Linked DNA regions of Homo sapiens: regions 2 and 3 are each linked to region 1. Evidence: chromatin loops called from intact Hi-C (ENCODE). Cell type or tissue: PC-3. All regions are shown on one strand. Links, peaks and the distances in the headings refer to the core of each region. The heading gives the core; the rest is flanking DNA.

Region 1 (6,338 bases), core at 691-5,690:
CTGTTGTTTCTGGAGCAGGTTGGGTAATTGCTGAGAGCAATATCAGTTTTCTTTTTCCATGACGAGAAGACACTTGCACAAGGCAGGGAGAGTGAAATGTGTCCCCCAGGATGACACACTTCATGCAACCCCACTGTTAGCATAGACCTCTTACTATGTGCTGGGGTACCAGACAGAGCAGTGGTCAGAAAATTCATGGGGTTCACATTCTGGTGGGGAAAGGGTAGAAAGAGACTGAGAAGCAATACACGATTAAATAAATTATTCAATTAGTGGCAAAATTAGTGAAGGCATGAATGCACGAATGGAATAGAAAAGGTTTTTTTTTTTTGATGAAGTGATATTTGAGGTTAGATCAAAATGATGGGCTTGGGTTAGGGTCATCTTTAAAAACAGTTACTTTGTGCCAATTTCCTTAGTTCCTTTAATAATTACCCCCCTTTGTGTATAAAATAAGTGGTGATAAAGAGGTTTTTCTAGTTTGTTTTCCTCTTTGTGGTTTGAAAATCAGCACACAGTCATCTGCAGGGCGCTAAGTATACGATCCTGGGAACATGATGTGAAAAATCAGGAACCTGCAGCTGAACCAGCGTAGCCATTGAGAAGTGGCCATCCTCCCACTTCTGGTAAATTGCCTAAAATTTACATATCAATCATGTTAACCTGTCATACCTCTAGTTCCACCCACACTCCTTCTGTAGGACTCATCCTGGGTAGACACATGACACCCAGGGAAGCAGTCTGAACTGCAAGTGATCATCTACCTGAAGCCTACAAAGTGTTGTTCCAAAGGGAAGATCTGGGACACTCAGACTTTTACTTTTCAGAATCTGAATTAGAAACTGTGGCTGGAATCACCAGCTAGTAGTGGGTGTAGACACCATAGGGTCATGAAATAGAAGGGAGGATGTTGGAGGAGAGCAGCCGGGATCTGTCAGAGATTGAATAGCAGGCTGAAATCAGGAGCAAGGAGGGGCAGGAGAAACAGAGGTATGCCTTACTGAGCAAAGGAGCCCAGAGGGAATCTGAGCAGAAGCAGACAGACAGAAAAGAACCTAGCCACAGAAAATGATGGCACACAGGGGTGGATCATCATCAGCCTATGTGGCAAAAAGACTTAGGTCAACCTTACATGCAAATCCAGCAGCAAAACCATCTTTACAACACCAATTCATGCTACTATTCCTGCTCTTCCCAACTCTTTGAGTTTACGCCTCTTGCCTTCGCTGACGTCACACCCTATTTTCTTGAGTACTAATATTCCAGTGTTTTTAATCACTTGTTAAATTATCCTCACAATAAATACTAGTCACTTGCAGTCTCATAGGGAGTCTCCGACCCTAAGAAGAACAATTACCTGCAATTTAACAACAATACCCATGCATTCACCCTTTGACCCAGCAATCCTGCTTCTGGGAACTTATCCTGAAGCTACACCTCCAAAAATTCAAAAATACCCATGCACAAGGTTATTCATTGCAGTATTGTTTAAAATTGTAAAATACTGGTAACAACTTAAATGCCCAAATATAGGAAAATGGTTGCATACACAATGGTACATAACACATGATGGGGTATTATGCAGCTGTAAAAAATAATAAAGAAATAAATAAAGAAAATGTTCATGAGCTGATATGGAGCAATTTCCAGAAATCAAATGCAATTATTTAACAACAAAAATGATAAAGAGGACTAGAGGAGAGACACTATAAAAGCAAAAATTCAAAGGAACCACTAGAATATGGAATATCGAAAGAAAAACAAAAGAAGGGTGAGTCTCTGATTTGTGTAAGCAAACAAGTGAAATTAAGACACAGCCACAGAGCACTATGGTAACACATGCAGCAAGTACACTGCAATTTCTTAAGATAAACTTGAAGAAACTACCCTGCACATATTGAAACAGCACTGTCTCAACCACCCGCTGATGGAGCAAAGCATAGGAACAAGAAAGTGAACATTGGGAAAGAATTAACCAGTAAACATTTAAACAAGAGGTGTGGTCTAATCATGGGACGAATCAGAACCGTATTGGACTTCCTATCACTCATCTGTACTACTTAGTACTGTTTTTATTTTAACTAATTAATTAATACTTTTTTGGAGATAGCGTTTTGCTCTGTCGCCCAGGCTGGAGTGCAGTGGAGCGATCTCAGCTCACTGCAGCCTCGACCTCCTGGGATCAAGTGATTCTTCCACCTCAGCTCCCTAGTAACTGGGATTACGGGGGTCACCACCACACCCGGCTTTTTTGGGTAGTTTTTGTAAAGACGAGGTCTCGCTATGTTGCCTAGGCCGGTCTGGAACTCCCAGCCTCAAGCAATCCACCTGCCTCTGCCCCCTAAAGTTCTGGGATTACAGGTGTGAGCCACTGCGCCTGGCCTGTTTTTATTTTGAAAAAAAAAAAAAAAAAATTTTTTTTTGTTTTTTGCAAGGTGCACAGGAGGTTGGTGGGTGGGTGAGCTCGACGGTTTCGGGTTACAGAGGTTTCGAACCCATCCCTCTTCTCGTGCTGCGATTTTTGCTTATTCACAGCCCCTTTCCTCGGAAAAGCCCAGAAGTGTTTCAAGTGGTGACCAGCAGAGGGCAGCAGTATCCACCGCTTCCCGCAGAGCACGGCGTGCGGAGGTAGACTGTCTTCCGGTCCCACCCGGAGATGGGGAATTCTAGGCCAGGTGGGTGTGACGACGTGCAGCCCTAGCGAAGGACAGGGGTGCACGACAGAGGCACTGGATGGTAAGCACAGCATTTTCTAAATCTCACAGGAGAAAAATCACTGAAAAAAACCACTGGTGTAAAAGCTGAGTCTGTCCTTTGAACCGCTGCCCTGATTTTAGTTACAAATGAAGCAAAAAATCCTTAAAGATCCATATTCCTAAATTTAGACCTTGACCTCAAAGATCGCCTCGGAAAATATACAAATCATTGTTTCCTTCATTTAGTCAACTATCTATTGATTTGATCCCTACTTCCTGTTCAACTCAGCATCCCTTGTCATGGGCAAAAAAAGTGAATGGACTCAGACCATTGAAACAAATAAACTTAATCTTGGTTAGAAAAATTCCAAGTCAATGAATTTTAAAAAGTGAGTTAGTATCATACCAATTTAAGTGTTTTTTAAATAATGTTTAATAAGCAGGTGAATAATTAGCATTGGCCTAAGAAGGCAGCATTCTTAAATCACAGAAAAGAGGTATTTCAGCTGTGGCTGTATGTCGGACTTTGTGATTCCTTTATTTCTGATTTCCTTAGTAAGTTATTCAACCTTACAGGGAAACTTTTTAAATTTTACGTTGCTCTTTTAAATTAGCCTAAGAATAATAATGGTGCCAAAATCTTGTATAGCACTTGCTATGTGCTAGGTACTTAAGCATTACATATATATTAAGTCATTTAATCAAACAACTGTATCAGATAGATATTATATTAACCCATATTACAGAGGTTCAGAGAGGTTAAGCAATTTGACCAAGGTCACACAGCTAGTTCATGACAGAGTAGGATTTGAACTCAAAAAGTCTGGATTCAGACTCCATGCTTCTAGCCATAATATCGTACTTCTTATTATTAAATATTAGCCACAACATGCTCTCCACGAATAATGGCCTTCCTTATAGAGTCAGTTCCTTCTCCCTCCCTTGAATTCCTACCTTCGAGCATTCTAGATTGATTGATTACCCTGGTCCTCCCTACCTCCCTCCTTTCCTATAAAATGCCATGTCATGTCACATGAACCTTGACATTTAGAAGATAGAATTCTTTTGTTTGATTCAGGTTTTTTTCCTAAAAGAACATCACACTCGATTCTGATCTTTTTTTGGAACGCTTTGTTGATAATTTAAATGACTGTTTTGTGACTTTTTATAGAAGCCTAATTAAAAATGCATAGTTTAAAAATTAATCACCCGAGTCACCCAGACTCAAAACATCTGTCATCCTCCCTCCCTTTTTACCCCGAGGTAATTTTGCCAGGTCCTGTGGCTGCTTCCTCCTGTATATTCCCTAAAATGTCTCCTAAATCTTCTTTCTCATTTCAGTAGTGGCTCCAAGTGCTCCTTACCCCCAGCCTGGGCTTTTATAACAACCTCTCAACTGGTCTCCAGACCCCAATCCATCCCACAAACCACTGCCAGATGAAGCTTCTGAAAGCAATGCTCTAGCCGGGTTGTATTTTTTGCTCTGAAACCTTGCGTGGCTTCGCTTGTCTACGGAATTCAGTACTGAATCGATTAAGAGGTAGTCTTTTCACTGACTTAGTTTTACTGCTCCCTGGTACACAAAAATACTTCCTTCTATAGGTAAATTCATAAAGAAACACACACACAAAAGTAGAACAGAGGATACCAGGGGCTGGGGAAAGGAGAATGAGGAGTTAGTGCTTAATGGGTACAGAGTATCTGTGGGGAGTGATGAGAATGTTTTGGAAAAAGACGGCAGTGATAGTTGCAATTAATCCCTGTGAATTATGCACTTGAAAATGGTAAAAATAAAATTAGCCAGGCATGGTGGCTTGCAACTTTAGTCCTAGCTACACTGGAGGCCAAGGGAGGAGAATGGCTTGAACCCAGAAAGTTGAGACTGCAGTGAGCCATGATTGCACCACTGCCCTCCAGCCTGGGTGACAGAGCAAGACCCTGTCTATAAAAAATAAGAAATAAGAAAATGGTTAAAATGCCACATTTTATGCATTTTTATCATAATAAAAAATTTTTAAAGTATACTTTCTTCTAGTCCAATTAGATCAATTGCTCTTTTCTCTCTGAACACCATTCCCCTGCTTTTTAAGCTTTATACGAGGCAGAAAAATGTGGTCTCTCCTTATTGCTGACAACTATTTCTTGAACCTTGCAAGGCTTCCTGCTTCTTCCTTCTGGTCAGTGAAATATTAGAATAAAAATTTCAGAATGTCTCTGGTGGCTTTTATTGCTTTTCCATCACAAGTTTATAGGAACATTCTTTTCTTTCTTCTCAGTGAGCATAGGCTTCCTAAAAGCACACAGAAATAGCAAGACAAGTCTATTTCATGGACTCTGCTTTCTAATCGGATGGTCTCATGTGGAATATTGTCTCTGGAGAGGTCATAAATGGTTGTCACGCCATGTGTTGTGGAGCCTTATCTTCTCCTTTTCAAAAGCAGGCTGCCTAGTAGGTTTCCTAGACCATGAACAAGCCAAATTTTTGCTTGAAATTTTTAATATTCCTCTTTTTTTATTAATAGAGAACAATGATTCCAACACATTCAGCTTTATTTTAGGAAGAAATAATTTAACGCCTAACCCGTTATTTTTATTTATTTATTTAGAGACAGAGTCTTGCTCTGTGGCCCAGGCTGGAGTGCTGTGGTGCAATCTTGGCTCACTGCAATCTCTGCCTCCTGGGTTCAAGCGATTCTCCTGCCTCAGCCTCCTGAGTAGCAGGGATTACAGGCGCCCGCCACCATGCCTGGCTAATTTTTGCATTTTTAGTAGAGACAGAGTTTCACCTTGTTGGTCTAGAACGCCTGACCTCAAGTGATCCACCCACCTCAGCCTCCCAAAATGCTGGGGTTACAGGTGTGAGCTATGGCGCCCAGACTAATTTAGTGCCTAATCTGTTTAAAATGATGTTATAGTTTTTGTACAGCCACTTTGTTGTCACTGAGAGATCTCTCAATTTGAAGAGCTCACATCTGTAGAGGAAAAATTATAAGCAAGCCTTGCTTAACGAATTACGCTCTAAGGGATGAGGGACATTCTGGGCCCATGGCTACCCAAAAGCAACCCTCTTTATCTCCATGCTCAGTTCTGCCTCTGCATCTCCTGAAGTCTTCCTACTGAGGCCTAAGGGAAGTGAGGTTTAGAGGAGACCTTTAGCTCTCTGGAAGCCCAGGTGGAGAAAACTGGTGGAAGTATTTTTTCCCTATAGGCTGGGGAAGTACCTGGAGATGAGGCTTCAGATAGCCTAGGATGAGGACAAGACAGTGGCAGATGCTGGAAAGAATTTGACCTGCAGTCATCCATGACTCTTATGATGAAAGTTGATGTGAATGGTGCCTCCTGGAATTGTGCGTGGTGACACCTGGTTGACATTGTTTTCCCATCCTTCAAACCACTCCTCTCATCCACAAAAGACATATACATACAGCAAAAAACTCATCAGAGTGGCCTAAGACTTCTCAGTTGCAACACTGACAGCTAAACACAATGGAGTCACATCAAAGAGAGAAGGATCAGCAACCTAGGAATCCCATACCCAGCTAAGATATCTTCCATCTATCAGGCTGAAAGACATTTGAAGATAAGCAAATAGAAACTATAGCACCACAAAACCCCTTTCCGAGGAAATAATTAAGACTGAAA
Region 2 (5,626 bases), core at 1-5,000, 130 kb after region 1:
CTAATTTTGCCTGAGAAAAGAAAACAGACATTCCACCATTCAGCCACATGCAAAACTAGAGAGAAAAAACTGGCTAATACAGAAGGTATGTTATTATATAGGAGAGGCAAAAAAAAAAAAAAAAAAATCCCACAAGCCCAGATGACATCATGGAAAATACTCTCAAGTATCTCTTATTTAACGACATGAGCACCTCTTGCGAAACAAGGCATTCATTCAACAAATGGAGAAGATGGAAGACTGAGGGCTCTGAAAGTCATCATATTTGGCCAGGCATGGTGGCTCACACCTGAAATCCCAGCACCTTGGGGGGCTGAGGCGGGCGGGAGAACCACCTGAGGGCGGCAGTTTGAGACCAGCCTGGCCAACACGGTGAAACCCCGCCTCTACTAAAAGTACAAAAATTAGCCTGGCCTGGTGGTGCATGCCTGTAATCCCAGCTACTCAGGAGGCTAAGGCAGGAGAATTGCTTGAACACACCACAGCCTGGGCAACAGAGCAAGACTCTTTCTCAAAAAACATCAACAAAAATAAAAAAAAAAAAATTTGTTACATTCTACAAACTTGGTCTAAACTTGGTCTAATTCCTTTGCATTTAGGGAGCCGTGGGTATGAACACATGTTTTGGGAATGCTGGGGTGAAGAGGTGCGAAAGCTCTGTCTACTTTGATCTCCAGAAACTAAGTCATAAATGTTAGAAGAGGGGGTGAAAAGGCTTTGTAATGACAAGGCCTTAAAAAATGTGAAAGCTATCTTTATTTTCATAACTAATGATGGTAACCATTAACCATCATGTGCCTATCATCCTTTTAATCAAATCCCAGAGGCAACTATAAAGAGAATTCTTGTCCTAGACTAGCTAGATTTCCAAAGGCAGGGTCTGTATAAGCCCCTCCCTATAGGCAGCTGGCAGAGAGCTATGCCCAGGGGCAATAATGAATGATGCCGGGTTCTGAAGAGAGCCCACTGTTGACCAGTACTCTGAGAAGAAGTAAAAGCCCAGATCACTAGTTAGTTTGGGATTAGAAGCTGGCAATTTGCCTATTAGAGACTTGCACAGCATTCCATCCTCAGAAAAGTCCCTGTGCCATATGCCTCATCAGACAAAGGCCAGGTATAAAAAAGCACGCCCAGTCTCATGTCTTGGGGAATGGGCTTCTGACTCCCAAGTCAGAAGACTGCTTGTAGAAAGGCCTTGTTCCATCATTACTTTGTCATTCTCCCAACTTCCATTGTCGTTATGGAACATTAGGGACAATTGCTAATATGAGATGAATTACTATGGATGCTTGAAAATGCAGAGTCTAGTTGCGGTTCCATCGACCCTCCTCTTAATCACCTCTAATTACTCACATACCCCCTGTCCATTGCCTAGAGCACAGTCAGGCCTGAGAGCCCTTCTTAACTGGTACTTTGAACCAAGCCCTTTCTGATACTGTCTAAGGCTGGCCCAAGTTGGAATCTTCCCTGCACCCTCTAGGGCATGGCCAGTAGATCTGGACCCCGAGTCAAGGCTCTGTTGTTTCCCATCTCTGGGTTCCTGAGCAAGTTATGTGGCTGTTCAAAATACTCATCATAAGACTGTGATGATTAAATGAGAGTGTAGGCACAAGCATGTGGCTCTTAATAAAAATAAATAACACGAATACATGACAATAGTTATACTATCAAGCCTGGCCTACTCTAAATGGAACAATCCAGATGCTTCCTGGACTAGGTCTTGCTCTGTCACCCAGGCTGGAGTACAGTGGCGCGGTCATGGCTCACTGTAGCCTTGACCTCCTGGGCTTAAGCACTCTTCCCACCTCAGAGTAGCAGGAACTACCAGCGCATGCCACCATGCCTGGCTAATTTTTAAAATATTTTGGAGAGACAGGGTCTTGCTATGTTGACCAAGTTGGTCTTGAACTCCTGGGCTCAAGCTATTCTCCTGCCTTGGCCTTCCAAAGTGCTGGGATTACGGGTGTGAGCCACCCCATCAGGCCCACTTTTGAATGGGCAGCAACACTGCTGGCTTGTAGAGTGAGACCAAACCCTGAAGCCACTTATATTAGTCAAAGCAAGAAAAATACGTTGCAAGGAATACAATGGTATTAAAGCTAGTTTGACTTCAGGGGAAAAATGGCAAACTGTTATAAAGGTGTGTGTGTGTGTGTGTGTGTGTGTGTGTGTGTGTGTGTGTGTGTGTGTGTTTTGTTTTGTTTTTGTTTTTAGAAACTTAGCCATGTATATAAAAGGGTCTCATGAGGAAATAGAATATGCCACTGGAAGGTGATTGTACCAAGTTTCTGTTCTCTCTGAGCCCAGTGTCCTCTTACCTCTGCTCTCTTCTCTTCCTGCAGATCTGCTTCTCACCTTCTCAAAGGTTAAGGTTTCCCACAGCACTTGAGTTTGCACAGCATCACTTCAAGAGTCTGTCCTAGAGTGACTCGCTTTTCTCAATTCCAAATTCCCCAGAGAAGGACCCTGATTACCCTGTCTTGGGCAGCGTCCACACCCAGAAATGAGATTAGAGACATTCAGTACTTTGAAAACTGGAGAATAAATGAATCCCAACATGACATGACTGAGTGAAGGTGCAGCCAGCAGTGATGGAGGACTCTGGAGAAACTTAGGAGTAAATAAGTCCCTTGGTGTGCTGAGATCCATCCTAAAGACTGAATTCTGAAGTCAACAGAGGCAGTGACTACTCTTTGGGAACACAGCTCTATCTTTCCTGGACATCTTTTGTCAACTTTTATAATTCAAGCCTACTGATAACCACTCAAAATTATTCCAGTAATTCCTCAAATATACAATATGCTAGAATATCTTCTCACAAGGTAACTAATAATTTGATGGATGACTTAAGAACTTACCTAGGTAGCAAGATGCCCCATTTCTAAAATAAATAAGTTAATATTAATTAACAACCTACCAAATCACTCCCATATCACATGGTAGGTGATGTGGCTTGCTCTGAGGAAGGAGAATGATTTAGTCCTTTCAGGACTTCCAATCCTCTTCGAAGTCCATTGAAGTCCAGGAGAAAAACGCATCCCTCTAATGTTAGCTTTGTGTCGCCTCCTGGTGTTTAGATGCTGGACTTTCCAAATTTTTCACTGAGCAAAGGGGATTAACGGATGGATGGGAGGGAGGGAGAAACAGCTCTCCTGAATTCTTTGGCTGGATACAGGAATGCTGCCTGCATTTTCCTCTGGCATTCTCCACAGTGAAACTACTGTATGGCCCAAAACAAACATCAAGTGAACCAAGGGTAATGGGAAAATACTGAGTATACTTTCTGGCACTACAAAAATTAAATTTGGCACAATCCCTGAAAATCCTGCAGATTGTTCATTTTAGTCCAAACATGTTTCACTTGTTCATTTTTTTTGGAGTAAATAAGCAAATCCAATAGAATTTTGTCAATGATGATCATTACCAAGCTATTACCCATTATGCTGATAACTGTATTTTTCATTCTGTGTGTATTGAACATATTTATTCAAAAGCACGTCTGTTGAATGTGCTAAAGACTTTGCTCCATTTAGACATTCCCAGATAAAGGTGCCCTGTGATTCCACCCCAGGTGAAATCATACTAGGTAACTTTCCCCTAAACAAAAGCATTTTGAACACAATAAACTGGCTTATGAAAATGAAATAGCCAAAGGCCTTTAAGGTGTAACTCTGCAACAGGAAAGGTTTGGCAGCAACTTCAGTGTGTGTCAGACAGATCGCAAGCACTTTAGTCAGTGCGCATATAAAGTCTACAAAGCAAAGCCTCGCCCAGCTGGAAAGATGAGGCTTGTTGGAAGGAACTGCACGTTTGATAGCATTTCTGCCTGGGCAGAAAGATGGAGGCTGGAGAAGCAATAACTCTGCATTTGGGAGAAAAGTGTATGAAAAGTAAGCTGATTTTTTTTTTATAAAGAAGTGTGCAAAGCACTTTATTTAGAGCACTGGTTCTCAAACTATAGCTTGCATCAGAATCACCTGGAAGGCCTGTTAAAACACAGATTTCTAATTTAGTAGGCCCGGGATGGGGACATTTGCATTTCTGACTCCTCTTCAGGTCCTGCTGTTAGTCCAGGGAACACACTTTGTGAGTTTTAGAGCTTTCTACTGTTTTCCCTCAACAACCAACATTATGCAGTTGCCAGGCAAATGGTAGGATTCCCACTTTCTTCAAGAGATCTAGGAAGCCCAGAAAAGGGAAGAGAACTTGTTGGACCTCACCCAATTTTTCAGGTGTCTCCTTCCACACCTAGATATATGATTCAGCAGGGGATTCTACCAGCTCTGGCAAGAACAAGAAATCCTAAGGGCAAAGTGCTCACATTTTTGGGTGGCAACATTTTCCTTATCAAAAGCATCCTTATTTTCTTAGAGCAGGAACCCACAAAGGAGAAGTTAGACTTTCTTGGCCGATTTCAGAATCAATTGTTCTTCACCATCTAGATGCGGAGGGGGCCCAATATTTTGGCTTCCCTGGGCCACACTGGAAGAAGAAGAATTGTCTTGAGCCACACATAAAATACAGTAACACTAATGATAGCTGATGAGCTTTAAAAAATTGCAAAAAAAAAATCTCATAATGTTTTAAGAAAGTTTGTGCATTTCTGTTGGGCCGCATTCAAAGCCATCCTGGGCTGCATGCAGCCTGTGGACCACGGGTTGGACAAGCCTGATCTGAATGAAGGAAGCGGTCATCGAACTATTGACTTACTGAGTGACCCTACGGCTTGACGCGTTTTTATACACAGTATTTCATAAACCTTCTGCACACTCTGGAGGTGGGTATTTCATACTCATCAGATTGAATATCACATAGTTACAAAGTGAGAGAGCCACCTTTGAGCTTGACTTCCCCATCCTCTCCTTCTGTTCTCCTTTATCAAGAAAAAAAGAGACTGAAGAGACTGGCAGATGGATGGGAAAGAAGGAAGAAAAAACCAAATCATACCCAGATACAGTAGATTCCCAATAGGTCTGCGTGGCTGACCACAGAAACGATGAACACATTTTCCTTTGGTATTACCCAGAACATAACCAACACACAGCTCCCAAATAAAGCCAAAATGAACAGACAGTAAGTGAAAAATCTCCAAATTACAGTCTTTCCACAACACCATGGCATGATGGTAAGAGAGTTGTGGCAGAGTTTTCCCAGCCATATCCATTTTTTTTTTCTTCCTTAACAATACCCTCATTTGACTGAGAGCATCAATATACTCAGCTAAGAATAATATTTCTGCAGCTCCTTAGTAGCTACATGTGGCCTTACACATTCTGGCCAATGACACGGAAGGGTGTGACTTCTGGGAAGCTCTTTTAAAGGAGGCTAGACAGTTGTTAGCCAAGACCTTTTTTTGCCCATTCCCCCTTCTTCCTGCTTCCTGTCTGGAATGTAAACACAATGGCTAGAGCTCCAGCAGCCATCTTGTGTCATGAAGTAACCTTACAAATGGGAATGGAAGCTGTAACCTGAGGATAGTAGGACGGAAAGTTATGAGCCTGGACTTCAAAAAATTTTTAAAATTTTTATACCATGGAGCCACCAGACTAACCCTGGATTGCGTTTCTCTGAACTTCTGAGTGAGAGAAATAAGCTATTTCTTTATTTACAGTCTCTGTTGCTAGGA
Region 3 (5,626 bases), core at 1-5,000, 450 kb after region 1:
ACATGGATGAAACTGGAAACCATCATTCTCAGCAAACTATTGCAAGGACAAGAAACCAAACACCGCATGTTCTCGCTTATAGGTGGGAATTGAACAATGAGAACACATGGACACAGGAAGGGGAACATCACACACCAGGGACTGTTAGTGGGGTGGGGGCAGGTGGGAGGGATAGCATTAGGAGATATACCTAACGCTAAATGACGAGCTAATGGGTGCAGCACACCAACATGGCACATGTATACATACGTAACAAACCTGCACGTTATGCACATGTACCCTAAAACTTAAAGTATTATAATAATAAAATTTAAAAAAAAGAATCTAAGAGCCATAAAAGACAGAAGAACATGTCATTCTGGCAGAGGATTCTCTATGTTCCTAGAGGGCTTTGAGGTATAGTGAAGGGAAAAGTTAAAAATACAAAAAGCAAAAGCAGCTCCTTTCATGGGGCTGTTTGTTGTCAGAGCCATAGGTCTTGTTCAAGGAGCTGTGATCACCGCTACTTCATGTTGGTAGCTAGGGCACCCAGATAGAGTACAAGTCTTCAGAATGGTGAGGAGCAACGAATGGCTCTGCCCTGTACAGGTAAGAAAGGTTCTGCCTGGTATAGGTAAGAATGTCCGCCCTGTGGCCAGAACAGGATGCTCTGGAGGAGAGGGGCTTGGTCTTAACTGGGTCAGAGCCAGGTTAGGAAATGGACCAGCAGCCCAGGGGGCCAGTCCACAAGGACCACTACACATCACTGGGATACTTTGGAAATAAGATGTCTATTAACTCAGATTTTTCTTAAACCACAGGTGGAATGCAAATTGGTCCCAATATTGACTAGAAATTATCTTCAGATAGAAGCAAATGGCAGTGTCAGCCAATGCAGACCTACCTCTGGAGAAAATGTTTGCCACTAGCTTTTATAAACTGCAAGATTCAACTATGGAACATGCAAGAATTGCCAACTGACCATCACTTAAAAACAAAATCTGGATAGATAAAATTTTGGAAGTGAGAAATGCATGATATAGTGCTGCTTCCTGGGGGGCCAGTTGTTTTGTTATTTATACTTTGAACCTTTAAAATCTTTTGGCGCAGCATGCTGGCTCATGTCTGTAATCCCAGCACTTTGGGAGGCCAAGACAAGCAAGTAACTTGGTCCCAGAAGCTTGAGACCCACCTGGGCAACATGTGAAACCTTGTCTCTACAGAAAAAACACAAAAATAGTCTGGGTGTGGTGGTACATGCCTATAGTCCCAGCTACTTGGGAGGATGAGGTGGAGGATCATCTGAGCTCCAGAAAGTTGAGGCTGCAGTGAGCTGAGATCTCACCATTGCACTCCAGCCTCGGCAACAGAGTGAGACCCTGTCTCAAAAAACAAACACACAAAACAAAAGAGAGAGAGAGAGAGAGAGAATAAACTTTCTAAGCAGTTGTCTGATTTGTGAAATTGCAAAAAAAAATTTGAAGAGGGGGCACAGAAAAGGAGGAAGTGTTCTTTAGTCAGTGAATAGATGAAAGGAATTTGTATTGAACACACACGTTATTCACTTGAACACATTTGTTCTCTGTCCCCATCGAATACAGGCTGAAGAAATATTTAGAGAATTCTGGCTTGAAAGGGTAAAAAACTAACAACCTGCCCCAGTCAGTCCCCCATGGTTACTGAACTCTGGAAGATTTTGCTGGAGAAGTCTGAGAGTCCAGTTCTACAATTTTACACAATTTGTTAAATGTAAAACATTGCTTTGGCTTCACTTACTGATTTTCCTTTCTCTCCCATTTCTGACTAACTCAAATTTACTGGGTGCCTGCTATATGCCAGGATCCAAATGTTGAACATAACTTATTTTGTTTCATACCCAAGGGGCTGTAAAGGACACACAGACTGTGAGCGCAGACACATTTTAGACTTGCACTGTCCAATACGGTAGCCACTGGCCACATATGGTTATTGAAATTTACATTTATTGTAATTAAGTAAAATTTAAAATTCAATCTCTCAGTTGCACTAGCTATGTATTAAGCACTCAATAGCCACATGTGGTTATGACTATGCTGCTGGACAGCACAGTTATAGAGCATTTCTATCACTGCAGAGAGCACCATTGGATAGCACAGTTTTAGACCTTTCAGAGTTGTCTCTACCTCCTGTGAAATCATTTTAAGCAGAAAAGCTGCCATTCATTGAGCACTCCTCTGGGCCAAGCAAGCAAGATTCTGGGTCAGTTACATAAGATCATCTCACCACAGCTCACTGCCTCACGTCTCAACGCATTTTAATTTTTTTTTTTTTTTTTTTGTAGCGCCGTGGTCTCACTTTGTTGCCCAGGCTAGTATCGAACTCCGGGCTTCGAGCAGTCCTTCTGCCTCAGCCTCCCAAAGTGCTGGGATTACAAGAGTGAGCCATTGGGCCCAGCCTCACCCCATTTTAGAGATGAGGAAACCTGAGGATAGAGAGGCCAAGTAGCTTTCTTACCATCGCACAGCAAGTGAGCGGCAAAGCCCAGGGCGTTTGACTTTAAAGGCTTTGATAATTCTGATGGCCCCACCTTCCAAGGGCATTACCCCCAAGTGTGAGTGAGAGCACCACTGTGGACAAGAAAGAGCCGCTGGGGATCCTGGCCCTTTTGACAGGAAAAGTGGCCATGGGGTCAGACAGGCTAGAGGACCAAGGCTGGTTCTGCCAATGACCATGTCAGTGACATTGCCCAAGCCACTTAGATCTCTGAATATATGTACAGTGGTGGAGCTCACCTTGTAGAGCTATGAGGATTAAATGAGAATATACACATAAGCACTTGGCACAGTATCTGGCACACAGTAGCCATTTAGTACATGGCACACATGAGTATTACTTCCGGAGTGAATCCTTTTCTTCTGTTTAAGCAGCAAACAGCAAGAGTTGCCTTGCTCCCTGCAATACACATTTCTGAGTCTGGCATGCCACCTGCTGGTCACTCCTGGATATACCATCCAGTCCCCTGTTCTCCCCAGAAGGGCCAGTGCCCAGAGTGTTCCCAGGAGACTGGGCTGTAAAACAGGAACATCCTAGCTGAGTATTCAGATTTTTTTTTCGTAAAGTCCCTTTCACATTGTGGCTCCTCTGAGAACTTAGGATAAGCTTAGATCTTGCTAAGTTTGCTGAAATCTTCTTTGTTGCCAGGCAGATAGAGAAGATGGACTTCTTTGGGGCCCTGTGCTCAACGTTAGGCTATGTTGCCAGGGTCTTCTAGCTGCAGGCTATCTAAAAGCACAGGGTCTTTACTATTATGGCTGGCATTCCCTTCGATCTGATGCTGAATATAAGTCCCACCTCTCCACCCCATATCCTATCAATCTAAAAGTCCTGTTGGGTTTTTCTCTGTGAAATATATTTAAAATCTGTCTAAGCCCCTTCATATTCTCTGCCACCATCATCCCTCACCTGGACCACTGCATTAGCCTCCTGATCTTCTTGCATCTCCTCCCTTCCCCCTGTTGTCTATTCTTCACGCAGCAGCTAGAGCTGTGGTCCTACCTGCTGTAGCTATGGAATGCCTTGGGGAACATTCAAGACCTACCAACACCCAGGGGCCAAACCCTGACTAATTAAATCAGAATCTAGGGGTAGTGGGTAGAAGGTCTCTCAACATTCGTAGCTCATGAAAGCTCCTGGATGATTCTTTTTATTTTTATTTTTCGAGACAGAGTCTTGCTCTGTCACCCAGGCTGGAGTGTAGTGGTGCCATCTCGGCTCACTGCAACCTCAACCTCCCAGGTTCTAGCGATTCTCTGGCCTCAGCCTCCCAAGTAGCTGGGACTATGTGTGTGCCACCACACCCAGCTAATTTTTTGTATTTTTAGTAGAGATGGGGTTTCACCATGTTGCTCAGGCTGGTCTCAAACTCCTGACCTCAAGCGATCTACCTGCTTTGGCCTCCCAAAGTTAGATGATTCTTTTGTGCATCCAGGATTGAGAATCACTGAGCTTCCAGTTCAGACCAGCAGTAGCAGCATCTCCTGGAGGGCTTGTTAAAATACAGACCGCTGAGTTCCACTCCCAGAGCCTGTGATTCATCAGGCCAGAAGTGGACCTGCGAATTTCCATGCCTCACAAATTCCCAGGTGACCCTCCTGGGCTGAGGTTCACACTTTGAGAACTACTGTTGTAAAAATATAAGGTGGACCATGAAACTCCTGTTTAAATGACTTATTACACTTATATATGTATATTTTAAAAATTCACCTTCTGTACCATGGCCTGTCAGGCAGGGTGAGACCTATCAATCTAGAAGTCCTGTTGGGTTCCTAGCTCCTGGCCTCTCACACCCTCTGCTAACCACTCACTGGCCTCCTATCTGCCTCTTGACCACCGCAGGTGGTCACCTGAAGACCTTTGAAAGAGCCTTTCTCTGCTCAGATGGTGCCCCCTTTAGCTCTTCTGCTGTCTGATTGTCTCTCAGTCTTCAGGGCTCATAGAAATGTAACCGCCTCAGGGAGACCTTCCCTGAATGTCACATTCAACATATGTCTCACCTTCCCCTCAGCCCTTGTTCTCTATCTCAGCAAACTGTTTATTTCCTTTATCTATTACAATTTGCAATTATGTTATTTCTGTTCACTTAAAATACATTTACCTCTCTGCCAGAAGACAAACTTTAAGAGGGCAGAAACTTTGCCTTCTTGTTCACTCCCTGGGACATAGTAGGTACCCAATAAATGGTTACTGAATGAAGGGTTGAAGAGAAGCACGAATCAGGGAGTAAAGGTTAGAAGTAATAGTACTAATAGAAGTGGGAGCCCTGTCCTGCTTCTGTTATATCCCCCGAGGGCTTCCTGTGTGCTCATCTTTTAATATTACATCTTTAATTCACATAACCGGGCAAGGTAAGGTCATATTCTCTTCAATTTACACATGTGGAAATGGAGACCTAGAAAGGCCGGGACACTTGGCTGAGGTCACACACATCAAAATGGCAGAGCTGGCCATGAATTCAGGCTGCCTGTATCCACATTCATCCTAAGATATGGAAGGAAGGAAAAAAGAGGCAGCAAAAGGAGAACTGGAAAAGCTGTTCCCGCAGGGCATTTTTTTATTTTGCTCTAAACTCGTAGCCAAGGTAAAAATATTAAAACAGAGCTGAAATCAAAGAACCCTTGACCTACTTTCTAGGTCTGATTCTCCCAGAACCTCTTCAGAAGAGAGTGATCAGGCAATGATGGGTGTCTCAACTTTTAAGACTTTTAAAATTGCTGGCTCAGAGCCTTTGGAAGAATAGCACAGGCAGGAAATGGCAAGGCAGGATCTGAACCCAGCCCAACTTCCTGCACAGCCTGCCCAAGCTTTCGCACACAGCACAGAGAGTATCTCATTCAACGTTCTTTTGCAGTGCCCCGCCTCCTTACTGTGCTGGTTAAGGTAACATTCTAGATGCTGTAGCAGATAACCAGTCTCCTCCCCAAACTCAATGGCTTCACGTAATAAAAATTTCTCTTTCACCTCCCAAAAAGTCCAAAATCAGTGCTCCTAGTTTGCAGGCAGAGTAGTCTACTCCAAGCAGTATTTCAGAGACCCAGGCTTCTTCCATCCGGTGGCTCTTCCATGTCTAGCAGGTGGCCTCCCATTGTGGCTAGGGAAGGGGAAGGAGGAG

What was found. Hi-C counts contacts between places; a loop is a spot of excess contacts. Peaks named below come from ENCODE experiments on the same cell type or tissue, not always from the same donor. Only the 100,000 strongest peaks of a DNase experiment are listed, where the experiment ranks them.
Region 2: a loop joins it to region 1, with 6 times the contacts of the local background. A loop is called at or near these places in 33 of 110 quality-filtered maps.
Region 3: it touches region 1 in a loop (12-fold over the local background); 104 of 110 quality-filtered maps call a loop at or near these places.

The regions. Positions count from the first base shown.
Region 1 is chr3:64,028,262-64,034,599 of GRCh38, forward strand. No RefSeq gene overlaps it. Among named protein-coding and RNA genes, the nearest start is that of PSMD6, 7.9 kb to the left of the region's middle. In PC-3, for the core only: CTCF peaks have their summits at 2,588 (motif pointing right) and 2,793; a DNase peak (open chromatin) is centred at 2,610; H3K4me3 peaks cover 308 bases; H3K27ac peaks cover 568 bases.
Region 2 is chr3:64,163,824-64,169,449 of GRCh38, forward strand. All of the region lies in intron 2 of PRICKLE2 (prickle planar cell polarity protein 2), which reads right to left. Among named protein-coding and RNA genes, the nearest start is that of PRICKLE2-AS3, 21 kb to the right of the region's middle. RefSeq lists an enhancer at 1-311. In PC-3, for the core only: CTCF peaks have their summits at 3,062 (motif pointing left) and 3,266; a DNase peak (open chromatin) is centred at 138; H3K27ac peaks cover 2,110 bases.
Region 3 is chr3:64,481,651-64,487,276 of GRCh38, forward strand. It overlaps LOC105377123 (a long non-coding RNA gene), which reads right to left. Exons shown (of 8, transcript XR_940913.3): 3 at 5,476-5,605. Among named protein-coding and RNA genes, the nearest start is that of PRICKLE2-DT, 39 kb to the left of the region's middle. In PC-3, for the core only: a CTCF peak has its summit at 2,938 (motif pointing left); a DNase peak (open chromatin) is centred at 2,931.